Regions from separate parts of the Mus musculus genome. Here all the other regions are linked to region 1. A link is a loop called in an ENCODE intact Hi-C map of the cell type or tissue named here. Cell type or tissue: left cerebral cortex. All regions are shown on one strand. Region 1 overlaps Cyfip2 (cytoplasmic FMR1 interacting protein 2). Region 2 has its middle 3.9 kb from the start of Adam19. Region 3 overlaps Adam19 (a disintegrin and metallopeptidase domain 19 (meltrin beta)). Region 4 holds the start of Lsm11 (U7 snRNP-specific Sm-like protein LSM11). Region 5 has its middle 4.2 kb from the start of Thg1l. Region 6 overlaps Sox30 (SRY (sex determining region Y)-box 30). Region 7 has its middle 29 kb from the start of Adam19.

Evidence for each region. Peaks named below come from ENCODE experiments on the same cell type or tissue, not always from the same donor. Only the 100,000 strongest peaks of a DNase experiment are listed, where the experiment ranks them.
Region 2: it touches region 1 in a loop (5-fold over the local background); 21 of 42 quality-filtered maps call a loop at or near these places.
Region 3: it touches region 1 in a loop (4-fold over the local background); 14 of 42 quality-filtered maps call a loop at or near these places.
Region 4: a loop joins it to region 1, with 7 times the contacts of the local background. A loop is called at or near these places in 25 of 42 quality-filtered maps.
Region 5: it touches region 1 in a loop (3.0-fold over the local background); 25 of 42 quality-filtered maps call a loop at or near these places.
Region 6: a loop joins it to region 1, with 3 times the contacts of the local background. A loop is called at or near these places in 12 of 42 quality-filtered maps.
Region 7: a loop joins it to region 1, with 2.1 times the contacts of the local background. A loop is called at or near these places in 26 of 42 quality-filtered maps.

What each region holds. Positions count from the first base shown.
Region 1 is chr11:46,213,680-46,217,679 of GRCm38, reverse strand. All of the region lies in intron 26 of Cyfip2 (cytoplasmic FMR1 interacting protein 2), which reads left to right. Among named protein-coding and RNA genes, the nearest start is that of Fndc9, 20 kb to the left of the region's middle. In left cerebral cortex, CTCF peaks have their summits at 838 (motif pointing left), 1,913 and 2,116 (motif pointing right); DNase peaks (open chromatin) are centred at 821, 1,865, 2,128 and 3,587; H3K27ac peaks cover 937 bases.
Region 2 is chr11:46,050,087-46,054,086 of GRCm38, reverse strand. It overlaps the pseudogene Gm12166. Among named protein-coding and RNA genes, the nearest start is that of Adam19, 3.9 kb to the left of the region's middle. In left cerebral cortex, a CTCF peak has its summit at 1,653 (motif pointing left); a DNase peak (open chromatin) is centred at 1,628.
Region 3 is chr11:46,133,354-46,137,353 of GRCm38, reverse strand. It overlaps Adam19 (a disintegrin and metallopeptidase domain 19 (meltrin beta)), which reads right to left. Exons shown (of 23, transcript NM_009616.4): 15 at 2,818-2,926; 16 at 893-1,106. Among named protein-coding and RNA genes, the nearest start is that of Gm35624, 31 kb to the left of the region's middle. In left cerebral cortex, a CTCF peak has its summit at 1,583 (motif pointing right); DNase peaks (open chromatin) are centred at 901, 1,630, 2,260 and 2,907; H3K27ac peaks cover 605 bases.
Region 4 is chr11:45,942,577-45,946,576 of GRCm38, reverse strand. It overlaps Lsm11 (U7 snRNP-specific Sm-like protein LSM11), which reads left to right and starts at 1,642. Exons shown (of 4, transcript NM_028185.2): 1 at 1,642-2,115. The coding sequence starts at 1,665. It overlaps Thg1l (tRNA-histidine guanylyltransferase 1-like (S. cerevisiae)), which reads left to right. Exons shown (of 6, transcript NM_001080969.3): 6 at 1-1,272. In left cerebral cortex, CTCF peaks have their summits at 1,375 and 1,577 (motif pointing left); DNase peaks (open chromatin) are centred at 1,558, 2,197, 2,513, 3,265 and 1 more place; H3K4me3 peaks cover 2,374 bases; H3K27ac peaks cover 1,664 bases.
Region 5 is chr11:45,957,670-45,961,669 of GRCm38, reverse strand. No RefSeq gene overlaps it. Among named protein-coding and RNA genes, the nearest start is that of Thg1l, 4.2 kb to the right of the region's middle. In left cerebral cortex, a CTCF peak has its summit at 1,843 (motif pointing left); a DNase peak (open chromatin) is centred at 1,865.
Region 6 is chr11:46,014,447-46,018,446 of GRCm38, reverse strand. Sox30 (SRY (sex determining region Y)-box 30) reads right to left here. Exons shown (of 5, transcript NM_173384.2): 5 at 455-1,472. The coding sequence ends at 1,091. Among named protein-coding and RNA genes, the nearest start is that of Sox30, 36 kb to the right of the region's middle. In left cerebral cortex, a CTCF peak has its summit at 2,187 (motif pointing left); DNase peaks (open chromatin) are centred at 189, 1,231 and 2,162.
Region 7 is chr11:46,024,631-46,028,630 of GRCm38, reverse strand. No RefSeq gene overlaps it. Among named protein-coding and RNA genes, the nearest start is that of Adam19, 29 kb to the left of the region's middle. In left cerebral cortex, no CTCF peak of the experiment used is centred here; a DNase peak (open chromatin) is centred at 2,462.

The DNA.
Region 1 (4,000 bases):
TTACCCGTGACCCACCTTCCCAGTCGATGGCGGTAATTCAGCTTTCATTTCAAAGTATAAAGAATGTGCATTGGAAAGGATGTCTTTTCTTCATTAAGTTACGTGGTATGGGTCTCAAGTTTGAGGCTGAGGTAGGACTGTAAAAGATCATCTACCTGGCTTTCTTCTCTTTGGTGGAGTTGTGTGGGGTCTTTAAGGAACACGTGCAGTCACCTGTGTAAATCTTACGTAAATACCCTTATAAGCACCAAGCCCATGTAACCCCACCACCACCAAGTCTAGAAGCAGGGCAGTCACCATGGGGTAGGCAGTTCTCTCTGCCACCTTACGTACTTTCAAAGCCGCCATGGGTCTGACTTCTGCCCCCAGAGCTTGGTTTTCTCCTCGGAGCTTATCTAAATGAAATTACGTCATGTGTTTCTCCTTTCCTGTCCGATGTCTATCGTCCGATACTTTCTGTGCAGCTTTTATTATAGACGGTTCTCATTGTGTTAGTAGGTGAGTTAAATAGTCTGTTTTAGAGCGACTGGATGCTAGTGGCTAATCGTAACTTGCAGTCTGATTGTGTCTAGAAGCACCTAAGAGGTGAGCAAGGCACACCCTCTAGTTGTGTCTATGAAGGGCATTTCTATAAGACATAACTAGAGGGATGACAGGAAATGACTCATCCTGAATGTAAGTGGCACCATGGTGGGCTGTGGATGTGAGTAGGAAAAATTGGGGCCGTGTATAGAGTTAGAGAAATGGCTCAATAATTAATTACCCATCGCCCACATGAACCAACTGTAACTCTAGTTTTGATGTATCTGGCCCCCTCTTCTGGCCGCTGATGGTACTGCAAGCATGATGTACATACATGTATATGCAGGCAAATACCCATACGCAATAAAGAAAATCTTTTCAAGAGTAAACGTGCGGGTGTGTTCTCTCTCTGCTCTCTGGACGACATGATATAGGCTTCTCTGCCTTGCTGCTCACCTTCCCTGCCATAGTGAACTCAGACCCCCAAAACTGTGGGCCCAAAGAAACCGTTTCTTCCTCACCAACATGGGGCATTTTGTCACTAGCAGTGTGCACATTTGGGGCTGCTGACCATCGGGTACTCTTGTGGATTAGATACGGTGAACACTGGACGTGTCTTAGGTAGGCAGTTGTATTTAATTGCGGCCATTCTGGGCGTGTCCCAGCATCTCAGTGTGGTTTTGATGGGTCTAAGGGCACCAAGCCCTTGCTGTGTGTGGTTGGTCATTTGTACCCCCTCTTAGATAAAATCCTGTTAAGAGTTTTGTGAACTCTTTACTCAGGCTTCCCCATTGGTTTGTAGGTGTTGTTTACATATTATGGCTCTAGGCATAGTAGATAGAGTGTAGCGGGCTTTTGTGGACAAGCTGTTTCTAAGGTTGCTAAGTTCATTTCCCCCCTTTGTGGTTGGTTTAGTCTTTCAAGGTGAAACCAACCACAGAGTGCATTATCTGGAATTCACACTGTGTTTAGAAGAAGACAGAACTCTAATTCTGTTTGGACTTATATTGAAATAATGTCGTCCTTCTAGGTACAGGGCAAATGCTATGGTGACTGTTGACACAGTCTCAGGTCGCAAGCCTGAGGTCCTCCTGTCTCAGCCTCCTGGGTGCTGAGAGCACAGGTGTAGAGCACCATGCCATACTTGACTGTTTACCAAGTATCTGTTGATGACTGGTTGTAGCAGGCTCTGAACAGCTGTTGAGTGGAATCTGTTTCTTTTGCCATTCTCTCAACTTGGTGATTCCTATTTCCCCAGTGATGACTCTGTGGTTCCCACGTTCTTATTACACATCAGCCAGTTTTGTGTCACACACACACACACACACACACACGCATGCACACACAAGCTGTGTGACAAGCATCCCATCTACCTCTGTAGCTGTTGCTTATTTCTGTCTTTGCAGTGCAGTGGACCACAGTCACAACAGCCTGTTGCTGCGAGTGTTATTCCTACAGTGAGTCCAGACTCAGCTTACTGAATCAGACAGAGCAGAGTCTCAGCCTCAGCCCTGCTGCCCCTGAGACCAGATAATCCTTTGTTGGAGTCCTGTTCTGTCCTTACAGAATGCCAAGCAGCAGTCCTTGACTCCATCCACTAGGTGGCAGTAGCGTCTTCAGCAACAACAAGGCTGACTCCAGAGATTGCCTGACCCTATGGAGAGTACCTTATCTAGGGCAACTTCAGGTTATTTTTGCAGATGGTGAAACTAGACAACTCCAGACAATTTCCCAGACTGGTTAATTTTTATTCTCACTCAGACATGTTAGGGAGCTTTGATTCCCTCGCATCTTTGTGAACTGCTACGGCATCTCTTTTCTCTGTGAGCAGACCTTTTGAACAGATGTCTTTTGATAGAACGTTACGATTCTGAGGGTGCCGATGTCCCTGGGATTATAGCTAGCACAGGAGATGGGCCAAGATCCAGGTGTGGTTCAGCGTGCAGAAGCCACCCACTAAGGGACAAGGACATCTGCAGAGCTGAGCTGGTTAAGCTGGTTAAGGAGCTGGTTAAGCTAGTTAAGGAGCTGGTTAAGCTAGTTAAGGAGCTGGTTGCAGGACAGAAGGCTGGGTGGCTGTCGGCTTTACATTCTGCAGTTGAGTGAGCCAGCCCCGAGTGTGACCTTCTGCCTCCGGTTTCTGCCCATGCTCACCTCTCTCTGTTTTCTCTCACTGGGCGATTGAAGTCAATTCCCAGTCGGCAAAACCCAGATAAGCAGAAACTAAACAGAAATCACACTGTTGTGTTAAGATAGTCACTGCTCACTTCCTGAAGAATATTATTCCAGATGCTTGTAGGCCAGCCTTTCTCACCCATAAAACTGGCCGTTCTGTTAACTTTAAAGGTCTGGCGAGCCAAGCATAGAAGACTGGAAGTCTGCGAGGGTGGTAGAGAGAGCAGTGAGAGAGCAGAGGGTTTTCAGCTTCTGCTTTCCATTCTTGATTTTTCCCAGGCATTGCAGCAGTCATGTCTTCCTTAAAAGGAAATGTTTGCACACTTAAATGTATATTATCTGGAGGGCTGGAAAGTTAAAGGTCAGCACAAGTTAGAAAGGTGTCACCACGCAGGCTGGTTCCAACAAAGACTTCACCCCGCAGGTTGTCAAAGGAAAAAATGCTGGTGTTGTACATTGCTTTGTAGGCCACGGTGTCTCGGCTACAGGTCTTTCCCTGTTGATCAGACATAAATCTGAGCCAGGGTGATAATTCTATTATTCCCCTGACAGCCGAGCATATGTGGGGAGGGTAAGAGGTGAGTGTCACCTAGGACATGAGTCAGAAGAGGCAGGGGAGAGAACAGCATCCATGGTGCAGCCTACCCTGGCGAGGAGACACAACAAAATGCAGACTTAGTTTGCCCTGCAGAGAGCTGTTGAGACCCAGAAGCCTGTGCAGCAGCAGGAACGGACATGGTGTGTTCTGGGTGGACTTTTATCCGCAAATAGAGACCCAAATGAGGACTGAAACCACCGCTCATACTTTCACTGCAGAGGGTCGTGGTGGGTGTGGGAAGCCTGATTTCTGGCCTGTTCCACAGGCCCTTCAGGAAACACTCACACTAACAACATGTGTGTCCATATAAGGGAATGTTTAGAGCTGTGCTTGCTGGCTGGCTAGGCCTGGCCCTGAGCCCCCTTCATACCAGAAAGCCAGAGTCCAGATGGGGGTAGTGGGAGGCGCTTAGCCTCATTCGCTGAGTTAGTTCTTCAAGCATACTTGACAAAGACAGCCACCTAATACATGAGTGGAATTTGTCTTTTTATTGCCTTAAGACTTAAAGCCAGATGTTACTTAAGAAAACACTCTTTTGAGATTGGTCTCATGATTCTCTCTAGGAAATCAGCTGAAAATGGTCATTTTCTTTCAACCCAGGAGCAGAGCTTGATAGAGTCAAAGGCCATTTTCCACATAAATCTGACATCATGAGGGTCACAAGGACGTTTTAAATCTAAGCACGGTGGATCTTTGTGATTCGCT
Region 2 (4,000 bases), 160 kb after region 1:
AGGCTGGGCGTGGTGGTGCATGCCTTTAATCCAAGCACTTGGGAGGCAGAAGCAGGAGAATTTCTGAGTTCGAGGTCAGCCTGGTCTACAGAGTGAGTTCCAGGACAGTCAGGGCTACACAGAGAAACCCTGTCTCGAAAAACCAAAAAAAAAAAAAAAAAAAAAAAAGAAAGAAGATGAGTCTTGTCATACGTTGAGAAAATTCCATTTGCTGACAATGATTTGCTGTGTATTTAATGACCATGTGCCCTTAGATACTTAGAGGGGAAGGGGCCCAGCCAAGTGGCTCAGCAGGTCAAGGCACTGACCTCCAAGATTGATGACTGAGTTTGATACACACATGGGGAAGGGGAGCAGAGAGAGAGAGAGAGAGAGAGAGAGAGAGAGAGAGAGAGAATTTTAAAAATGTAATTTCTTAAGAATTAAAAATTGAGAGTAAGCCGGACAGTGGTGGCGCATGCTTTTAATCCCAGGACTTGGGAGGCAGAGGCAGATGGATTTCTGAGTTCGAGGCCAGCCTGGTCTACAGAGTGAGTTCCAGGACAGCTAGAGCTACACAGAGAAACTGTGTCTCAAAAACCTCAAAGAAAAAAAAAATTGAGAGTAAAAACCTGTGAGGAACTGGCCAAGCAAGCAGGTATGTGTTTGGAGCCTGAAGTCAAGCACACCTTTTCTCACCTTTCACAACATGTAAGAAAGACAGCTCTCACTGCAAGGCGTTGGACGCAGCATAAATTGAAGAATTTGAGTCACAAGACAGACCTCAGGGTTTCCTGGAGCAACTTTTCCTCTAGTTTCTGAGGTGCTGTTATGAACGATTCAGAAAAAAAAAAAAAAACCATAGCATGCATGCAACTGCAAAATGCACCTCTTTCCTTTAAGCTACCAACACGCCTGGGAACACAGTGGCCACTGCTTAGAAAATAAAATGAAATGTACTGAGAAATATAAAAGAGTAGATGAAAAGGTGGGGATACAGTGTTCCTAGAAAGGAAGTCTTTTTTTTCTTCCCCTGAAGCAGGGTCTCATTATCCCAGGCTGGCCTCAAACTTGCTAAGTAGCTGAAGATGGCATTAATCTTCTTCTTCTTTTTCTTTCTTAGATTTATTTATTTATTTATTTACTTGTATATAAATACACTGTTGCTGTCTTCAGACACCAGAAGAGGGCATCAGATACTATTGCAGATGGTTGTGAGCCACCATGTGGTTGCTGGGATTTGAACTCAGCACCTCTGGAAGAGCAGTCAGTGTCTTTAACCACTGAGCCATCTCTCCAGCCCCGGCCTTAAACTTCTGACCCTCAGCCATCTACCTCAAAAGTGCTGTCATTACAGGTGTGCGTTGCCACTATGGTGCCCATTTAGCGTTAGCGATCAAATCTAGGACTTCATGTATGCTAGCCAAGCACTCCCCAGAAAACTGTTTAAATAAACGGAAGAACTGAAGAAAAAAAAAGTACAATAAGGGGCTAGAAAAGTGGCTCAGTGGGTAAAAGCCCTGGCTGTGGGAGCATAAAGACCTGAGTTCAAATCCCTGGACGGGAGAACTGGAAAGACAGTTGGTGGTTAAGGCTGTTCTTCAGTCTGTGACTCCTACAGGCTTGGGACTGTGTGTCACTCCAGTTCCCGGGGATCTGACGCCCTCTTCTGGCCTCCCTAAGCATCTGAGCACTCTTGCGACTTTTCTCACACAAACATACATAAGTGTGTATAAAAATAGATCTTAAAAAAAAGAGGGGGCGTGGGGGCCGGACGAGCTAGGGGTCGGCGGCGTGGCAAGAGGACAGGGCTATGGAGAAGCTGCGGCGCGTCTTGAGCGGCCAGGACGACGAGGAGCAAGGCCTGACGGCGCAGGTCCTGGATGCCTCATCCCTGAGTTTCAACACCAGGTTGAAGTGGTTTGTCATATGCTTTGTTGCTGGCATTTTCTTTTCATTCCTTGGAACAGGGTTGCTATGGCTTCCCAATGGCATGAAACTCTTTGCAGTATTTTACACCCTTGGAAACCTTGCTGCATTGGCCAGTACATGCTTTTTAATGGGACCTGTGAAGCAACTGAAGAAAATGTTTGAAACAACAAGATTGCTTGCAACAATTATTATGCTTTTGTGCCTGGTATTTACCCTGTGTGCTGCTCTGTGGTGGCGGAAGAAGGGGCTGGCCTTACTCTTCTGCATATTGCAGTTCTTGTCGATGACCTGGTACAGTCTGTCCTACATCCCGTATGCAAGGGACGCGGTGCTCAAGTGCTGCTCCTCACTCTTGGGTTGAAAGTCGCAGGAGCCCAGGAGGAGTGCTTGGGAACAGTGCTGATGCGGTGCCTGCTCCAGTGATCGCCTCAGAAGCAGCAGCAGCAGCAGCAGCCTCAGCCCATGCCATGGACCGCTGCACCTCACTGCACGGCCCTCCATTCCCTGCCCGCTAACCTCTGCTTCCAAAGACAGGAGGGCGTAATCATTGCCACTTGTAAATAAGTTTTACTCAGTTTTTAGTCTTTACAAACAGCTTTTGAAATGTGAATATTTAAGGTATAAACCTGTGTTGTAAGATATATCCAGCTTATTTGGCTTTTTAAATGCTCTACAACTTTAAAAGAATTTTTTTTAACTTTAAAAATGTGAAACTTTATATACTTCAAGCTTAAAATTACTTATTAAGTGTAATAAAAAAGTAATATATGTATCTTTACAGTTTTGAAATAAACTACTCTTGGAAATGTAAAAAAAAAAAAAAGAGACAGAGAGAGAGAGAAAGAGAGAGAGAGAGAAGGAAGGAAGAAAGGAAGGAAGAAAGGAAGGAAGGAAGGAAGGAAGGAAGGAGAGGAGAGGAGAGGAGAGGAGAGGAGAGGAGAGGAGAGGAGAGGAGAGGAGAGGAGAGGAGAGGAGAGGAGAGGAGAGGAGAGGAGAGGAGAGGAGAGGAGAAAGAGCGAGAGAGCTGGGTATAGCTACATATGCTTGTAACCCCAGTGCCCGGGTTGGAAGGAGTGAGGAGACAGGTTAAGTCCCTGAACTTCACTGGCCAGTCAGCATAGTTGCAGTTCAGTGAGAAACCCTGTCTTAAAAGAATAGAGGAAGGGGGTGGATTTATCTCAGTGATAGAGTGCTTGCCTAGCAAGCTCAAGGCCCTGGGTTCAGTCCTCAGCTCTGAAAAAAAAAAAAGACAAAAATAACAGAAGAATAGAGGAAGGTGGCTGACTCCCCTCTTCTGGACTACACAGGGGCATGTGCACGCATGCAACCACTACATAAGTAAACAGATAAATAAAATAGTAGTACCACAAACGCCATTTGCATCCACCATGTACATACGTTGTCCATTAAAAAAATGTTTGAATCACAATACTTCAAATAAAAAAAAAACAAATTGAAAAGTAGCTTATAGGAGAGAAAGTGCAATGGTTAGCATATAAGCCCAGAGCCAGAAGGTGTGTCTTTTAGAGCTACCCTGTGCTACACTGACACAGGGACAAGCTGACTTGCAACTTCTGCACCTGAAAGGCTTGCCATTTGTTTGTGAAGAATGTATGTGTTGTGGCTGGAGAGATGGCCAAGAGGTTAAGAGTACTGACTGTTAGCTGGGCGGTGGTGGCACAAGCCTTTAACCCCATCACTTGGGAGGCAGAGGCAGGCGGATTTCTGAGTTCGAGGCCAGCCTGGTCTATAAAGTGAGTTCCAGGACAGCCAGGGCTATACAAAGAAACCCTGTCTCGAAAAAAAAAAAAAAAAAAAGAGTACTGACTGTTCTTGCAAAGGACCTGGGTTCAAGACTCAGCCCCCACATGATGGCTCACAATCATCAGTAAGGGATCCTACACGCTCTTCTGGCCTCCAGAGACCCCAGGCTTCTGCAAATGGTACGCATGCATCCATGCACCATGCAGGCAAAACATCCCATACAGATAAAAAATAAAATTTAAAAATTGGATATTCTTTATCTTTAAAAGGACGTATGTGCTATTTATCAGAAACACCACTAAACACCGTGTAATCTTTTGAAACA
Region 3 (4,000 bases), 80 kb after region 1:
GAAGGGCAGCCATCAGCGGGACACAGGGGCATGGGGGAGGCTTAGGGTGTGGGAGGTTTGTCCTTAGGATGAATGGGAACCCCAAAACATAGCTGGGGGCTATATATCTAGTGAGAAATGCAAAAGGCCTCAAAAAAGATTCAGTGGGTAACTGAACTCTGCTGTTGTCTTTGTGATTAGGGAAGGAGCAGCAAACATTACTGAAATGGTACATTCAACAACTAGGACACGTTTATAGTCTAGCGTCATGCTGACTATATTCCATCCAGCAATGAATATGGACTAAGTTTAGGATGATGCCTAAAAATCATGATTGTGGCAGGAGCTTACTTTCAGCTGGGCATCGTACCATAGGTTTCCTCTGTGTTTATAATTTAACACAATTTAAAGCATGGGGTTGGTGGCGTTATTTTCCTTGGGTCTCCCTGAAATCTTAGACCTTTCCTTTCTTTCTTTCTTTCTTTCTTTCTTTCTTTCTTTCTTTCTTTCTTTCTTTCTTTCTTTCTTTCTTTCTTCTCCTCCTCCTCCTCCTCCTCCTTCTCCTCTTCCTTTTTTTCTTTTTTTGAGACAGGGTTTCTCTGTGTAGCCCTGGCTGTCCTGGAACTCACTCTGTAGACCAGGCTGGCCTCGAACTCAGAAATTCGCCTGCCTCTGCCTCCCAAGTGCTAGGATTAAAGGTGTGCGCCACCACGCCCAGCCTTAGACCATTTCTATGAGGATAGTAAATGACATGCATGACAGTGATGCCTGCGTTTACATGACTAGGTCCATAGTCATAGGTGGGATGCTGTTATTCTGAGAGCTGGGCATCACTCCTCCGGAGCCCACACTTCTCAGTCTCTGCCTCTGCCTCTGCCTCTTGGTTTCTGAGTGAGGTTAGGGAGGGACTCACATGGTTGTGGCCACACTTGGTTCCAGTCATCACCAGCCCTGGGTCCAGCATGTCACCTTCCCCTTCCTCCTCCTCAGGACCCCGGTAGACGTGGGTGCCCCGACAGTGGATCCGCCTCCCGTTCAAGGTGATGGTGGTGTCAATAGATACTGCGTTGGATTCCAGGGGCCGGGCCTGGGTGCTCTGGCACTGAATCTTCCCACACTTGGCATCCCTGGGCCAGGAAAGAAGACAGGATCAGAGACTGGGGAAGAGCGGGGACATTGGAGAGCTTCAGTCTGAGCCAAGTCAGTAGGCTTCGGTGGAGCAGGGCAAAGGACCAGAGAGTGGGCTGGAACCCGGCAGTAGAGACCAAAGGTAGACTCAGACCCAGAAAAGGGGCAGGTTCCTTGTGTCTCAGCAGACCTAAGCCAAGAGCTCAACTTAGGATGTCCTAACCACAAGGACACCTGAATGACATGAATAATTGGTCATCTTTGTCCCAAATCCATTCCCCAGGCACTCCAAACTAGGAGCTAGGTCTCCCTCTGCCTCCCCATTCTTCATTGTTCCCAAGTTTGAGCATTTTCAATCCCTGTCAATCTTCCCTCCTACACAGCTTCCCTGACTTACATTCTTATCCCCCCTTTTTAAAAAGACTTATTTATAATTATATGTAAGTACACTGTAACTGTCTTTAGACACATCAGAAGAGGGCATCAGATCTCATTACAGATGGTTGTGAGCCACCATGTGGTTGCTGGGATTTAACTTCAAAAGAGCAGTTAGTGCTCTTATCTGCTGAGCCATCTCACCAGCCCGTGTGTGTGAGTGTGTGTGTGTGTGTGTGTGTGTGTGTGTGTGTGTGTGTATGTATGTATGTATGTATGTATGAATGTGTGTGTATGTATATATATTACATATACATATACATATACATATATATATATTACTCCCTTTCTATCCTGGCCTATAAGACACAGAGCCCCCTCACTGCAGCATCCATGGGAGGGGTCCAGATCATCCAGAGATGCCTTTATATCTCTCAGGATCTAGTTCCTGCTTTCCTCTGCCCAGGCTCATTTTTCTTGCCACCCCCGCCCATGTCTTCCCACAAATTGTAGCTTGCTCTCTATCAGTTCGTCAATTGCTCCTTTTTCTCTAATATCTCAGCCTAAAACACTGTTTTACACACTAGTGCAACTCCTCCCCCATTCATTTAGATGGCTGCTCTAGAACTCAGCTAGAGAACACCTTGGGAAGATGCTCCAGGCCGTTAACTGTTACACCAGTTAACCACATTGCTCTAGACACTCAATTCAGCACCTTGCATGTGGTGAATCTGAAACAGTAGTGGGCAGAGGAGTGAGTGGGTGGCTGGAATGAATGAATCAGAGATGGCTCTCAGGAGCAGGCATAACTTTAGCACTCTGCAAAAATGGTCCAAAAAAGAGCCGTCTGGGATCCACAACATTTAGATGCTGGAACATTGTCATCTCAGATCAGTCATCTCCTGCCTCACTTTAAAAAGAAAAAAGACAGGATTTCTCTAAGTAACAGTCCTGGCTATTCTGACACTTGCTTTGTAGACCAGGCTGGTCTCAAACTGACCGAGATCCGCATGATCACCTGCCTCTGACTCCCCGGTGCCGGGATAAAGGCATGTCCAACTACCTTGTCCTGCACTTATAGGCCAGAGACTCCAAAGCAGCCTTGATCAGCTTCCTAGGAAGCAATGCTGCCCACTCCTCTTTTTCACTTCCTTAGAGCCAACCAAACAGTGAGTGCATCACCAAGCAATAGGTAGAGAACAGAGAGAGGCTTAAACTGGTGTGTTTAAAAGCCAATAGTAGGCTATCCACACCAAGTCAGGTGGGAATGAAGAGGTCAGAGCAGGGATCGATTGGCCACTCTTCCTCCCACCGGGTCAGAGCTGTGGTCCTCACCTGGGACTGCACTTCCTGTATTGGCCATTCAAGCCCTTGCCACAGTTTCCATAGGTGTCACCAGCAGCATTCACCCTCTCAAAGCAAAGATCGAGGGCAGGCCGGGCTCCTAGGTATGCAAGAAACATTTGTCAGTGCATAAGCCCGCCAGCGGCTCCCCGTGACAGAGCCAGCTAGGCTTGGGCAACGGCATGCATGACACTTCCACCATCCATCAAGGCCAATTCAGAGAAAATATTTTTAGCCTGGTTTTTAACCCTTCATTGAAGATTTGTATCTATGGCAGCTGCATGCTAAGCCTGCTAGCTAATGAAGAAGAGCTATCCTATTTCTGGACCGTAAAAGATTAGTAATTCATGCCCCAAACATTAAAAGAGCTAAAATAGATCTTTGGAGTTTTTCCTTCACATCCACCTTGTTTTCCCTCTTATATCATGGAAAAGCAACAATCTTTAGCAGTGTGTCTTTTAGAGAAGAAAATGTCTTCTCTACCTTTTGCATCCCTTAGATTTGATCTTGGGGCATCTTCTTGAAAGAACGCAGTGAAGGACGGAAGCATCGTCTCTTCTCTTTCTGCTCTGCCCTTTGGGGTTTTAGTTTGTCGGATACAGAATTCAGCCTCAGGGCATTCAGTTGTCTGACTTAAGGATGCTGCCGCTACAATTTGCAACAGTGTAACAACATCTTACAAAGCATCTTTACATCCATAAGCAAATACAACCCGAGGTTGTTTCTAAGTAGTGTACTGCCCAGCTTCTGAAAACGGAGGCAGATAGAATCCCACACCTGAATGGGGATGGAGCTCAAAAAAAAACTGGCAACACTAAAGAGATTCTAAATGTGCAATGACCCAAAACTAACTGAAAACAGAATGTGTCATGAATTCAGAGTTCACCCATGCCAAGTGTCACGTGACTTTACTACAGCTTGGCTTTCAACACAGATGCACACAACAAATGAATGCTACTGAGACAAGCTCAGACTTGAGGCTACTTTATATTATGACTGGTTATATTTTTGTTGTATGTATGTTGTCTCTTATGCAATGGATTCATTAAAGAAAACAAAAAATGTTTTCCCTACTGTCATTCCTCAGCAGATAAACTTCAGATTAATGTTAATATTATGTTAGAAAGTTTGATTTATAAAATTGCTGTTTGCGTTCCTGACTTCAGTTCCATTA
Region 4 (4,000 bases), 270 kb after region 1:
AAGATCATTAGCTCCTGATGAGCAAATTTAACTTAATGGTAGGTTGATAGCATGTTATATCAAAATTGGCCAAGTAGGGAATAAAGACCCAAGTTTCATTGACAACCGCTGGAGAAAGTGTGTGCTTTCAGATCCAGGGAAGTCTCCCTCTGGGCATGCCCTGAGATAGTCATTGAATGGTGCTGGAAGTTTTCAGTCATTGAATGGTGCTGGAAGTTTTCATGCAGGCAGGGGATTTTTAAAGCAATAAACCGGGGTTGAACACAAGTGTCATCAAGTACCATTACCTACCCAAAGCTTGCTCTTTATTTCGTCTGTGTGTTTCCCTCCTACGATGCAGCTCACACGGTGGTGGCAGTGTGCTAAGTTTCATCTCTGTCTTAAAGATAGTCAAGTGTTCTTTTGGGCCACATTTTCAAACTTACAGAAAGTAAAGAAGACCCCAAAGCAGCTAGCGCGGGCTGAATGCCGGTTGATACTTTGAGAAGGTGGTGGCACTTCGGAGAATGACTTGTGTGGCTGGAGATGGCAAGAAGCAAGACAGCTATGCTGGATGGGGAGGGACTTACCTCCAGGAGTCTCACTTTTAAAACCATTCCTTTGGGGTTGAAGAGATGGCTATTCTTCCGAAGGAAGACCCAGAACCCACATGGTAGCTCACAACGAGCACAACTCAGGGGATCCAGCATTCTCTGGCCTCTGTGTGTATGTCTGATTGCTCATAGTGCACAGGCATACATGCCGACAAGCATACACATGAAATATATCTTAAAGAGTTTTTGCTGAACTAGAGCTAAAAAATAGTGTTGATTCTTTGGATTTTGCAGTAGTCAGGAGAACATCAAGGAGTCAGTTTTCTTTTCTTTGATACCAAGTGTTCTCTAAACTTAGTGGGCAGGGAAAGGAAGTGAGGATGTAGTCACCCGTCTTTTATAGCACTCAACCATCTAGCATGCACCCACTGTATACTCTGTACCCTTCCTGTCATATTTCAGACGACAATAAGAACTCAAAAGAGGCTCAGTAATTTGAGCTTAGACAGGCTAGCCTGATCCACATCAGGAATATACTTAACAGGAATGAAAAATGGGATATGTCTTGTCTTCCTGTCCTTTGCCTCCAGCTCAAGCCGAACAACAGAGAACATCCTGGGACTTTAAAATGCTGCTCTTGGGGTCTACCCCCCGAGTCTGGAGCATCAACCATTCTAAGCTGTCTGTGAATATCAGTGAGTTTTACTAAATAAATGGTTAATTGTTACTGCCTCCAAAATGTTGGCTTTGTTTTCGAATAATGTGTCCCTACTTGTATATTTTGTTGACGTTAGATCTCAAATTCAGAAGAGATAGTTAATATCAATGGGGGAGGGAAACGAGAACTAATAAACAGTATCTTCTTTAGTAACAAAAAGGTCAAGAGGACAGCCTCAACCTGTCTGCTGTCTGTGGAGGCGGAGCGAGGCCTGAGCAGGTCACGCCTCTCAGCACGCCCCTGCCTTGCGCCACGCCCCCTGCTGCTCTCCAGAGCGAATCTATGCTGCCCCCTGGTGGCCGCGGCTGCGCAGTGCGTCCCCTTGAGCCGCGGCTGCGGCTGCGCAGTGCCGCCCTCTGGCGGCTCGGCTCCTTCCTCCCGCCCATCGGCTTCTGCTTGCGGGCCTTTCAAACATGGAGGAGCGCGAGTGGGGGGCGAGGTCGGCTCGCGCCGGCAGCCCAGCCAGCCCGCCCAGCCCGCGGCTGGACGTCAGCTCCTACAGCTTCGACCCGCTGCTGGCCTTGTACGCACCTCGCCTGCCGCCCATTCCCTACCCCAACGCGCCCTGCTTCAACAACGTGGCGGAGTACGAGAGCTTCCTGAAGGGCGGGCGCACCGGGCGCGGTCGGGCTCGGGGCACGGGGGAGCCGGCCTCGGCGGGAACCTCCACCGGAACCTCCACGGGAGCCGGGAGCTCGTCCAGGGCCCGTCGCCGCGCCGCGCCCACCCCGGATCCCGAGCGCATCCAGCGCCTGCGCCGGCTCATGGTGGTCAAGGAGGACACGGACGGCACGGCCGGAGCGCGACGCCAGGGCCCGGGGCGCAGCAAGAAGGCACCCCGCAATGTGCTTACGCGGATGCCTTGTGAGTGCTGTGGGGCGGCCGGAGGTCTAGGCAGGGCTTGCAAAGGGCGTCTGCGGGAGTCTCGAGGGCCGTGGGGGCGCGGGCACGGTCACCTGTGAGTCACAGAGACTGTGCACGAGTTGAGGAACAGGGAGAGTGACGACCCACGGCGGTGGGGATGAGGTGGGGGTGGGGGAGATCTGCACAGGCTATCATGTCCGGAGGAATGTCCCCCAGGTAGTGAGGAGCTGCAGAGGGGCTGCGGTAGTGATGAGGCTTACGGAGCGATTGTAGGGCTTGTAGACAGTTTGGGGGGATGGGGCGAACATCAGAGGTCTGCAGAAATGATGAGAGGTCTTGGGGACCACTGCAGGGAGTTGAGGAGGTGTACAGAAGTTGTGTTGGAGCACAGCCAGTCTGAAGGTGTGTGGGATTTGAGGGTCAGGTGGAGAGTGAGGAGATGGATATGTTCACATAATAGCACAAGAGACGTCTCCTATCCCAGCATGGGAACTGACAGCCCCGCCTGGGGTGCCGTTTCCGCCTGGGCTGCAGGGACTTGATCGGCTTGTGTTCACATTAAATCACTAGTGTTGGAGTGCCGCAGACACAGAATGCTACCAAAACACAGGTGCGGTTTTACAGCTACTGGCTGGCTGGGGCAGGACTATCTGTCAGGCTCAGGTTACCCTGTGTGCAGGTTGTTTTAAAATTCTAAAGGTAGAAATGGCACAAGAGAATTTCTTGCAGCTTCCTAATAGATCCGCAGGATGAATGAAGCCTTAAACAGCAAAGGTTCTAATGTGCTATTTAGATCTTGTTTAAATGGAATAAAAACAGCCTAGGGCTATATCAAATAGTTATGACATCTGCCCTGTGAACATAATGACCTACTTAGCCAGTCATAGCTTCTGTAGCCTGCTAATTAAATCGTTACAATGTTAAAGTGGCTTCTTTTGGAATGGAAGGTGTGAACTCAGTGAGAGATTTTGTTTTGTTATGTTCCTAGAAATTTGTTTATTAAGAGAGAAAGACCCTGAAAAGCAGTGCGCTGCTGCCGGAGCCTTTGTGGGCTGGCATACTGTACCAGATCCTCCCAGCACAGCCAGGATTTCCCAGAGCTGGCTCTCACAGCCGGAGCAGAAAGACAGAGCGTGCCTGGCTCTGGAACAAGCTGCTACAGTACTTTCTTTTTGCCTATGTGTGTTGCCACTGTGAGGTTATTGAATTGCACCCAAGTCTCAGAGTGTGACACTTATTCCTGCTACCTCCTTGCTACCAAGATTGTCTCGGGAAACACTTGAGAGCAGTTCTGGGTTTCCTGTGCTCTCAGGACTGTGAGAGGACCAGCTCCACCTGGCTCTCACGACTAAGTTCATTTCTGGAGTTAAGACCTCACTCAAGGTGTTAGCCCTCATCACTGAAACCCTGAAGCAGATGGAGTACCGCGAGAGATGGGTGGATACCGCAAAGAATAGCCTCCAGAAAGCAAGCAAGTGACCAAAGCACCAGGGTTAGATTTGTTAAGGAGTTTCTCCAAGGGCCATGTTAGGATTTGAAGGAAGGGCACGAATGACTACACAATCTTGAAAACTCAAGTTATTCAGTACACTTTATGTATAGCAGAGGTTAGCCCTTCTCATAGTGTATAGGCTTCACTTAAGTTTGAACACTGGCATCTCTCATTTCTGACTGTTTTATTTTAGGCAAGTTACACCCTTGGGCCTGAATTTTCCAACGTGGTTAGTGAAAGCAGTAATAGTGACTGTCTGGCTCTGTAAGGGTTAAACTCATAAACATTTGAAAACATTTAGGACAGTGACATTCTCTAATTGGGAAGTTTTCGTCAACATCCCGAGTGACTACTTTCTGTCCATTGTTAAGGTGGTGGTCATTATTATTTTCA
Region 5 (4,000 bases), 260 kb after region 1:
GCAAGAGGACTTAACCACTGAGCCACCTCTCCAGCCCATCACCCATTTTTAAACATTTATTTGTATGTGTATGTGTGTGGAGGGGGGACGTGTGTGACATGATGTACACTCCCCTGCTGTACACTCTTGGCACATGGCTAAACTGTTTCGACAAATGCAGAGCAAGCATAGGTCAGAGGATAACTTGGTACAGTTGGGTCTCTCCTGTCAGGGTGTTCCAAAGCTCTAGGTCATTAGGCTCCAGGACAAATGCCTTTTCCTGCCTGGCCATCTTGGCGCCCAAGACAGCTTTTAATGGTGCATTATATATTTTCCACTTTGCAAAATAGGTTGCACAAAAAGGCGCTGTTTTATTTTCAGTACCATCTGCCATAACTCTCAGTTTGGGTCTTCATGGGTGATGAAACAGCTATGTAAAAACAAATAGCAAATTTTTATAATAAGTTCTGTAAGCTGCTCTCAAAATAGGCTTAGGTTTAGGGAAAATAAACCAAATCCTAATGAAAAAGTGGTTTCTGAATGGAAGTCTCAGAAATAGAAATATATCAAAAACATGTTGGCATTTAAAAAAGAAGTACTTCAGAAAAAACTTCTTATTGTTGGAGACAGTCAGTAGCCAAAACAAACAAACAAACAAAATCAAACAGAAAAAAAACTGTACATCCTGGCCTCTTCTGAAGGTAAGAACGACCAGAAAAATGTAAGCAGAATTTGTGTCACTTTAGTAAAAAACATGTAAAGAGAGATGATTCACTGGGAGGTAAGACTTTTAGTTGCCTTTTCCTTTCTTCTGCCTCTCTGGGATATAGAAGCAATGATCAGAGCTCCAACCATGGAAGGTAGAAGCCAAAGCTAAAGGACCCAACCTCCTTTAGGGTGATGTGTACAGTGCATGATTACGGGTGTGCAATGTGGCTAGTTCACATTCAAGCAGCAAGTAGATACTTAAAAGATGGATCAGAAAAAGGTACAGACACAAGATGTCTGTTTGGACTTTAAGGTATTTGGATAGGAAAGGATGCAATTTTTCTACATGTATATAAAAGATATCCCTATAGCAACCACTAGAATCAGTAATTGTTAATATTCTTCCATGTTTGCCTTTTCTGGCAACCTATGTTTTCCTTGCCAGATACTTCTAATGTCTCCTAAGTTTAGTTAGTCTCTTGTATAAACACACAACTGTTATCTTCCATAGTTTCCTACTTTTCTTTTCTTTTTATCTTTTTTCAAGGCAGGGTTTCTCTGTGCAGCCCTGACTGTCCTGGAACTCACTCTGTAGACCAGGACGACCTTGAACACAGAGATCCGCCTGCTTCTGCCTCCTGAGTGCTAGGATTAAAGGCTTCATCATCACTGCCCACCATAATTGAGATGGCTCAGCAGGTAAGAGCACTGACTGCTCTTCAGAAGGTCCAGTGTTCAAGATCCTAGCAACCACATGGTGGCTTACAACCACCCATAATGAGATCTGGCGCCCTCTTCTGTTGCATCTGAAGACAGCTACAGTGTACTTATGTATAATAATAAATAAATCTTTGGGCTAAGTGAGTAGAGCAGGACTAGAGCGAGTAGGGTTGACCGGAGTGAGCAGAGGTCCTAAAAACTCAATTCCCAGCAACCACATGAAGGCTCACAACCATCTGTACAGCTACAGTGTGCTCACATACATTAAATCAATCAATCGATCTTTAAAAGAAAAAAGAAAGTAGGGTCAGGAAACTAGTTGGGGAAGAAGTGGGTCATGAAGGGTGTGAGGTAGATAAAGATGATAAGGTAGAGTGAATGTGATCACAGAACATTGTATGTGTATGAAACTGACCTAATTAATTAACAGCAAAAAGACATTGCGCCACCCAGTGGTGAAACTTCTTGAATCACTTCCTGGGTTTTGCACTGAGGCTATTGGGTTGGGAATCAAAATGCCTCTCTGAAGAAAAAAAAACAGTGGTGAGCAAGAAATGAACTCAATTAGACAGTGGCGATTGGTGACTGCTTGTAATTAGACTACCACCATGGATGTAAAGCAGTTTTGAAGGTAGTGCTGAATCAAGTATTTGTACAGTGAGTCTTTTGACTTTGAAGTCCTTTTCAATCTAGAACCACATATTGGATAGTTTTTTGTCAACTTGACGCGAATCGGGAAATAGAAACGTCAATTGAAGAATTGTCTCCATCAGATTGGCTTGTGGTCCTATCTGTGGGAAATGCTCTTGATTAATGGTTGATGTGAGAGATGGTTCCACCCTGGGCAAGTGGCCTTGGGTTGTATAGGAAATCAAACTGAACCAGGCATGATGGCACATGCTTTTAATCCCAGCACTCAGAAGGCAGAGGCAGGAGGATCTCTTTGAGTTCAAGGCCAGCCTGAGCTACAGAGTGAATTTAGTTTCGGCACAGCTATAACTACATAGTGAGACCCTATTTAGAAGGGGTGGGGGGAGAGGAGAAAGAAAGAAAAGAAAGCAAGCCAACTGAGCAGCAAGCCAGTTTTCCATGTCAGTTCCTGCCTCCAGCTTCCCACAGTGGCTTCCCCTTCATGATGGACTACAAGCTACGAGCTGAAATAAACTCCTCCACAAATTGCTTTTGGTCACTGTTGAAGGCCAGCTTTGGCATCACAGGGTAAAATAAGGAGGCCTGAGTGTGGAGTCTGCAATTGTCTGTAGCCCCCACCCCCCAACACAACTGAGGAAAATAAAAGAGACACAAAAGGCCAACTGCTGCTTTTGTTTTTTTCTCTCATATGTGGACTCTAAAAAATATGTGTAAATAAAAGATCGAACTATTGGAGAAGCAATGTGTAAGGGAAGGTTCTGTCGATAAGATCTTGTTCCCCAGTTGGTTCTTGACTTGTCAATAAAGAAGGTCAGGGGTCAATTGCTGGACAGAAGATACAAGTGGGATTTCTGGGTCCCAAGAGGAAAAGAAGATGCAGTGAAAGAGCGAGGGGCCTTTTCCAGCATGCTTTAGAAAGAGAAGAAAGCAGCAGCCATGTAAGGTTTCTGGGCAGCTAGACCCTGTGGCCTCCGCTATGGGTGGGGGCCAAGGATGTTGGCAGGGGCTAGCTGATGTAACCACTAAGTTTAGGGTGGAGGGAGAGATGGAGATAATAAATTGATAAGGGCAAGACTTTCCAGGCAGGAGTTGTCTTCACCCAGCAGTTGTGCCTAAAGGCAAGTTCTAAAGAACAGAGCAATGTTTCTTTTATCCTTGGATTCAACAGTCTTGGGAGTGGGCTGGTAACACTCTGCTCTTCCAGGATCAAAGGTGGGTAGAAAAGAGTAGTCAGTCAATGCTGGTGGCGTCAATCCTGGACCTAAGCCGGGAGGAACAAAAGAGAGCCTGGAGGAGCTACTAGCTCGGTAGCAACTCCCAGGCTAAGGCAGAGCCTGATTATACTACACACAACAGCAATGGGATCAGGGAGACTATGTATGTATGAGGACTAGGACAGGATAATGGGAGATGAATATAATCAGAGTATGTTACATACATGGATGAAAATGAAACCCATTATTTTATATAATCACTACACACCAGTAAAAACATTCATAAACCAAATATGGTAGAGCATTGGTGGTGGCCTGAGTTCCTAGAAACTCCCATGGTGAATCCTACCTTATCTGTGGCAGAAACCAGGAAAATAAACACAAAGTCTAAATTCAACTCACAAAACGCTGGAAACCACAGCACCACCACAGAACCACTAAGGATTTGATAGATAAATTGATGGAAAGAAAGTGGGAGTTTCCTGGGAAAGTCAGTACTAGGATTTGCTGTATATCTCCACATAAACCTATGCAATACAACTATTCGAAACTATGCTAAGTTATCCTAGTGTGCGGTGTTTCTACTATGTTTTTTTTTCTTAAGTTTTTAAGTCACTTAAGACAGGCAAGAGGCATGACAGAGATGGCTTATTGGTTAAGAACACTTGCTGCTCTTACAGAGGACTGGGGTTCAATTCCCAGTACCCACATCTGGGGTCCCACAACCA
Region 6 (4,000 bases), 200 kb after region 1:
CATAGGAGACAATTTTTTTTGGACTATCTGAGGAAGTTTGTAGATCAGGTTAACTGAGAGGGGACGGCATGCTCTAAATGTGGATGGCATTGTGCCATGGGCTGGGGTTTTCATCTTACAAAGAGGAAGCAAGCTTAGTCCCAGGATTCATCTGCTGCTTCTTGAGCACAGCTGGAATATGGCCAGCCACCTCAGTTCCTAATGCCATGCATTCCCCCATGATGCACTGCACCATCAAACCATGAAGCAAAATAAATCCTTCCTTGAGTTGCTTTTCTCAGGTATTTTGTTGCAGCAATGACACACGTAATTAATACACAAACCAACAGGGTTCTGTGCCACTCTGCTGCTGTCTAATAAAGTGTCTGTAGTGTCATAAAAGCTAACCACCCCTGACCCGCACTCTGTGCGCTTACCTCCCTCCTCTCAACAGAAAACATTTAACAAGAGCATTTTCATCTGTTTATTTAGTTACAACAACAATATAACAATGCATACCAAATGGGAAAGATAGTTAAAATGATGATAAAATGTTCAGTAACAGAAATGAATATATCTGAAGGAACTGCTAGGTGTCATTAAAATACATTTTTAACTTATAATTGGTTATTAGTGTAAATTAAATTTAGCAACTGAGTTCTAGTCCATGTCTACAAGTTATCAAAATATTTTCAAAATGTTACATAAAAACTGACAACATCTATAAATATATAAACACCAAAAATTTTCAGAAAAATAAAATAATGTACCCTGAGATATCACACTTGCTGTGCAGATGATATACTCACATGTGTCCTCATATGCCACAGGAGCTTTCTGAATTTTGAATTTTCCAAGATAACGTAATGCTATCACATGTTGGTGCAAATTTCAGCCATGAAAGTAACTACTTTGGATTTTAAGATCCCTACGCTGAGGCATCGGGAGTCCAGGGTCACTAAGAGAACTTGGGAAGACATGAACGGCACTTGGTCCTGACTCCTCAGATCATGGCTGAAAACACTCAGCAAAGCATTCTAGGCTTTTTTTCTCACACCAACTGACCCAGAATATATTTTAAGAAATGTTTATTTTCTGCGCATATTTTAAACTATAAATTCCTGAGCACTTTTTCTTCTTCCTCCTCGTCGCTGTCAGTGACATTGACTTGCTGGACACCAGAGGGGGCTGAGGCTGGGGCTGTGAAGACATTCTCCAAGGCTCCAATGTCCAGAGTGGGCATGGCATTCAAGTACTCTTCCCCACCGTGGCCATGGCTGCTGTAGTAAGGGGGCCCGTCCATGCTCTCACAGCTCCGAGAGTCTTCACTGTGTGTGTGCTCATCTGGATAGTCTCTGAAAGGATAGTCTCTATTTAAAGCTGAAAAGATAGCCTCATGTTTTTGGTATCTGTCTTCATAGTAACCAAGACATTCTGGCATTGAACTTGGAAAATTTCCATAGCCAAAGGGAGGCCGACTATAAGGGCACGTGCTGTGACAGAAAAACAAAAACAAAAATGACATCAGATTCTTGCCCCCAGTGCCTGGGCCACAGACTATGAGTTAAGTGCAGTCCCTGTACGGCCTGGAGAGTATTTCTTCGACATGAAGATTCCTATCCATCCCCACCCAAAACAGAGCAAAGGCAGTGTGGATGGATGCAGCCGCCGACATGATCACCTCTTCCTAGTTTCTAGCTCCTTACCTTTGATAACCAGGATAAAGATCGTCCCATCCTGGCCTCTATACTACCTCACACCACACAGTGTTGGAAATGGAAACACAAGTTGTGTGACAATGAAAAGGGCAGGCATGAAGGGTAGGAGAAGGGTTCTCCTGTTCTAGAATGTGCTGAAAGGAAGAGATGCTGAATACTGAAGCCCTGGAACAGAAAACTCCAGCTGACTTTTACAAATGACACTGTAACAAAGTACATTTAGAATAAATACTCTTTGTACTCTAAGGCATTAAAACTGATACCGCACTGTGCTTTCAAAGGGTTTTGCAAACAAACAAAACACAATGGAGCAAGACTTCAAAAAAACCATTGCAGGTTTACAAGTGACTTTTGAAAGGCAAAGCTAATAATCTTGTCATTCAAATCCAGTTGCCAATTCTCTGTAAGTAATAATCTCTTTGGAGGCGAAGAGGAAATACACAGAAATTGGGCTCGTGCGCGCCATCTAGTGACAGCCAACACTATGATCACATTCATTTGCAAAACTCCTGGAATGCCAGTCACTGCACTGCATCTTCTGAAGAAGGAAAGAGGAAGGAGGAAGCGGGCAGGGGAGAGAAGACAAAGGGAGGAAAGGAGGAAGGATGGTAGGATGGAAGGCCAGCTCTTTTCCCTTTCCAATGTATGAAGATGTACCAGACCACTGTCTCAAACTCTCGGAATATGTCCCACTCCCAAACCTTGTATTATAAGGTCCCTTGCTAACATTGAACACCGCAGATATAAGATAGTGCTTACATTTTTTTTAGGTTTACACCCATACTGCATCACTCTACTTCAGGTACTTAGGATTTAAAGCCTGTGCCCTGAGACACTGTCAATCGCTGCCATGACTTTGTTCACAGCTCTCTGCCTTCAGGCTCTTCCATCCGTTGAACTCTATGCAGAAGTCAGAGAGCATATCAAATCTACTTCCCATATAGAGTCCTCCTCTAACGCAGGCATAACTGCTCAGTTAGTAACTGTCTTTCAAAAGAGCCCGTTTCAAGGCATGGTAGAAAATTTAAAGACCTTAAATCTTGATATATACCAGACATGTGCTATAGTTTGAAACACCAATTTTGCATGACTGTACTGTATGGGAAAAACAAGTTAGTGTTATATTCTCAAGTCAATTATGACAAAGCTTGTCCAGGGTTGTACTGGTAAAAATGAATAGCTATAAAAGTATTCCCTCCATTAGGAAAAATATCTGTTAACTTGATTAGAATAATATTAGCTGATACACAGAAAGAATATTGTATGTTTCTAGGTACTGGCTGAGGATTTCGCACAGAGCAAATGGATCTTACTGACACATTTCATCCAACAGAATTGAACACATTCTTCTCAATGTCACATGAACATCCTCTCGGATAACTCATGCAGCACTTGATTTAGGGTAATGTTTTTGGGTTGGTTTTGTTTGTTTGTTTTGTCTTTGGGGTTTTTGTTTTGTTTTGTTTTTTCGAGATAGGGCTTTTCTGTGTAGCCCTGGCTGTCCTGGAACTCACTCTGTAGACCAGGCTGGCCTCGAACTCAGAAATCCGCCTGCCTCTGCTTCCCGAGTGCTGGGATTAAAGGTGTGCACCTCCACGCCTGGCTAGGGTAATGTTTTTAAAACTGAAATAATATCATGCACCTCCTCAGAACACAATGGGGCAAACTTACACATCCATAGCAGTAAGAAGAATGGAAAGTGTAGAAACAGTGGATGGGGAGCAGAAGCTAGAAAATTAAATTAACTAGAAAATTAAAGGAACATAAACATTTCCTGGCAGTAAGTGAAAACAAACCTCCCCAAACTGTGTAATATAATCAAAGAAAAATACATAGCAATATCCCCATATATCAGAAAACCAAACAACCTAAAGCCAACATTGAGCAGTGCATCTCAAGGACTCAGAAAAGCAGCAACAAAACAGACCAAAAAATAGTAGAAGCAAAGAAATAGGGAAAAAATAAACTAAAAGAAAAGATGAACAACAAGGAAAACAAGACAGACAAACTTCAAGCTAGACTACACACACACACACAGGGAGGGAGAAAGGGAGAGAGAGAGAGAGAGAGAATGAATCTCAAACAAAATCAAAGATGAAAAAGATAATGTAACAAACAGCCCAGAAACACAAAGGGTCATAAAAACTCTCCTGAGAAACTACATACTGAAATAACTCGGGCCGGGAGGCTTCTGCCTCACATTCCGCGGGGGTCACCTTGGCTCCGAGACCCCGCGGCCGGTGGTCTGCGGGTGAGAGTGTGGAACACAGAGGCAAGCAGCTTCTGGAACGGGCGAGAGCCAC
Region 7 (4,000 bases), 190 kb after region 1:
GTTTTCACACAACACTAGTTCCCTACTTTGGACTTTGTTGGGGACCAATTTGTTAATATCTCTGCGTGTGTGTGTGCATGTGTGTGTTGAAATTGAACTCATGGCCTTGAACACACTAACCATGTAGCCTCCCTCTGAGCTACACATCCCGCCCCCCAAGGGTTTGAAAAATGTCTTTTGCTTTTGACCTACATTCCCTCTTGAAAATTTCTTAAGAAAACAAACTCAAGATGGAAGACAGCCTGGCTGTTTTTATTCAGAGTAGCAAAAAAAAAAAAAAAAAAAAAAAAAAAAAAAAAAAGGAAAGAGTCTAACTGGTCTAACAATAGGAGTTACATATAATGTAGATATCACAACTAATGACTATTTCCACAAAGCAGATCACAAAACCATAGCTACAATGCGGGTTCATTCTGAGGTTATGGCCTGAAGTATTGCTTTTATTAAGGATTTATTGTAACCAGAAACTCTAAGACTGGAGCTTGAATGTTTCCCGTATAAAAACACAGGCACTGAGATATGTACATACACACATATAGAAAATGTCTATGGACTTTGGCTTAACAATGGTTTTATGTGTAACTTTTGAGAGGACTTTTTGTTTCATTTGTTTTTATTTCTTTAGAGACTATTACACACACACACATACACACACACACACACACACACACACACACAGAAGGCACCCCCTCCCCAGATGAAGGTAGGTGAATCTGAAGTGCCTTTGGTTTTACTTGAAGCAGACATTTCTTTTTCTATTCTTTCTTTTTTTGCCCCCTCCTCCCTTTTTTAAAGATGGCCCTGGCTGTCCTGGAACTCATTCTGTAGACCAGGCTGGCCTCTAACTCACAGAGATCCACCTGCCTCTGCCTCCAAAGTGCTAGGATAAAAGGCATAGCCACTACTGACATTTCTAAGAACTCTGTATCCTTTATTCAGTTTTCCCCAAATACACCGATTGACTGTAGACCCAGGCCAAGTTCTTCCCACCCCAGGCTCACAGTTTTTCACCTATAAATGTGCAGGCTAGGTCAGAGATAGCAAACTGCTTTCACCCTGAGAGCAAGTCCACCTCCCAGGAGCTAGCAGGACCACCTCTGCACACAGAAAGGATAGCTGATAGAAGGTGAGCACTGGTTATGTCTTCTGTGGATCTAAGGCTGAGAAGCACACAGGAGAGGCAGTGCAGTTCCCATAAGTAGAATAGAAAACTGTTAAGTTTCCTTACAGCCTTATGGGTCTGGAACGTCTGCAAGCGAAAGTGCTTGCCTCTACTTTGAAAGTCCTAAGTGTGCCCGGTGTGGTAGCGCACGCCTTTAATCCCAGAACTTGGGAGGCAGAGGCAGGCGAATTTCTGAGTTCCAGGCCAGCCTGGTCTACAGAGTGAGCTCCAGGACAGCCAGGGCTACACAGAGAAATCCTGTCTCGAAAAACCAGAAAAAAAAAAGTCCTAAGTGTTAGAGATACCAAACTTCTTACATTCAGTTTTGGCAAAATCATACTCGATCTGGTTTCGCCTGCATACCACAGAGTCTGAAACAGAGTTTAAAATGTGCTGATTGAGGGCTGATGATGGCTCAGTGGTTAACAGCATGTGCTGCTCTGGCAGAGGACCGGGGCTCGGTTCTCAGCACTCATATGATGACTCACAGCCATCTGTAAGTCCAGTTCCTGGGGATCTGACACCCTCTTCAGACCCCTACAGGCAGCAGGCATGCATGCAGTACCCAGGTATACATGCAGGCAGGCACTCATGTACATAACATCAACCTTCGATGTTTTTCACAGAAGAAGAAAACTCACCACAGCAATGTCTTCGTTGTATTTACACCCATTGCCTACCACGCCAAGATCAAGAAGTAAGCCTGCAGTTGTTAATTGAGCTTCTCCAACCTGAAACAGTTTGAAAGCTACTGCTGTTGCAGGCATAAACCTGGTCTTGGCTTTGACCTTGATCCATGTCTCAAGTTTCTGAGAATTCTCTGAAAACCATACTTCAGGAGGTTGGCTCAGATGAGTGTCTGCTTCTAATCACCTACCTCCCTGCACCTCGAAAGCAGAGATTTCCAGCACGACACAGCATCAACTTCCATCTTGAGTCAATGGTCCCCGGTCTACATAGGGCTGACACTATTCCCAAAGTCATATGTTAAATTCAATCAATAGCCGATGTTACCCACTTGGCAAACAAACATGGATTCTTGGACAAAAGTCAGCAGTGGGCTCTAGAGGCTATTTGGAGGAAGGGACAAGCTAGAGGGCTTGACTGCATCTCAAATTAACTATGCTAATCTGTCATAGCTTCCACAGAGAATAGCAGGCTGCATTCAGGGGTCTGAGCAACAGCTGTGCTTTCCAAAGCAAGACACTGTTCAGAAAGATGATCCGAATGTGGGCTGTGTGTTTCAGCAGGGCTTAGTGGGACTTTCCAACTTAAATGGCCCTTTGTGCTTTTAAAAGCCGGGACGCTGACCTCACGAGTGGCTAACGCATGATGTCTTGGAGGTCTTGATTTACATTTGGCTGGTGGCCGGGACTGAACTGTCAAAATGCCCGGATGACTGATGGACAGTGCTGGGCTTGTTCATGCTTGTTTGGAGTTGAGTGGGTGGATTCTAGGACACTTACTCTGTCCAGGTTTGATAAGCTAAACAAAGCCAGACTGTTGGAAGGGCTGACTCCAGGGTTCCTCTCTGGATGCCAGGATGGAGAGTCTTTAATCAGTCATCTCTTTCATTGTCTTTATTTACATTCTGCCTCCATATCGATTCCAGGGTTTACTTGAACACTGCCTATTGGTTCCAGGAAACAATCTTGCCCAGCCCAAGACTGGCGATTAATTTTGTATCTGTATTTGTCTTTTCTACTCACCTCCCTAGGGTCATCTGCTTGCTCTTTTTTTTTTTTTTGGTTTTTCGAGACAGGGTTTCTCTGTATAGCCCTGGCTGTCCTGGAACTCACTCTGTAGACCAGACTGGCCTCGAACTCAGAAATCCGCCTGCCTCTGCCTCCTGAGTGCTGGGATTAAAGGCGTGCACCACCACACCCAGCTTTGCTTGCTCCTCTTTTTTCAGGAAGACACTTTGCAAGCAAGAGGTGATTCTCGATTCCTTACTGCTCTGGACTATCACACTAGATATGGGATGTTAGGAATGGAGCGGTTGTACCCTGGCATTTAGGCACCGTCATTAAGCTTGCTCAATACATCTAGGAAGGAACATACAGTGTTTTACCTGCCATTCTTTTCCTTCAAACCAGAATGGAGGAGAACTATTTATCTCTGGGGAGGAGCTGAGGTTTTATGGATCCTGGGGTAGTTCAGAAGTCTTAATTTCTACAAAGCATGTGGTAGAAAGGCCAGGCAGCTGGAGCCCATCAGTAGACCCAATGACCAGAAAGATGTCAAGATGGGATAGCTAAGTGACACACCTGTCATGAGGAGCACAGTCACCCAAATAAAAAGTACAGCTAAAGTGTTTTCATGGGCCACATAAGCAGTAGCCATAAACTAAACTAAACTAAACTAAACTTGAAGACAGATCTGAAATAATCCGATGAAAGAAAAAAGTGGGCTAGTCATAATGGTGCACGCCTTTAATCCCAGCACTTCGGAGGCAGAGGCAGGTGAATTTCTGAGTTTGAGGCCAGCCTGGTCTAGAGTGAGTTCCAGGACAGCCAGGGCTACACAGAGAAACCCTGTCTCCAAAACAAGGAAGAAGAGGAAGAAGAGGAGCAAGAGGAGGAGGAGGAGGAGGAAGAAGAGGAAGAGGCAGAAAGAATAAAGGAAGAGAGGAGGAAGAAGAGAGAAAAGAAGGAAGGGAGAGAGAGAAAATAATGGATCTATGAATGAACACCTGGGATAGCAATAAAGCCTAGTACAAAGGCAGGGAGAGCCAAGAGTTCCATTCTTAAGTGTGCACACATTTGTTGGGTGGCCTTGAACTTATGAACCTCTTTAAGGACTCTTTTTTTTTTTGGTTTTTCAAGACAGGGTTTCGCT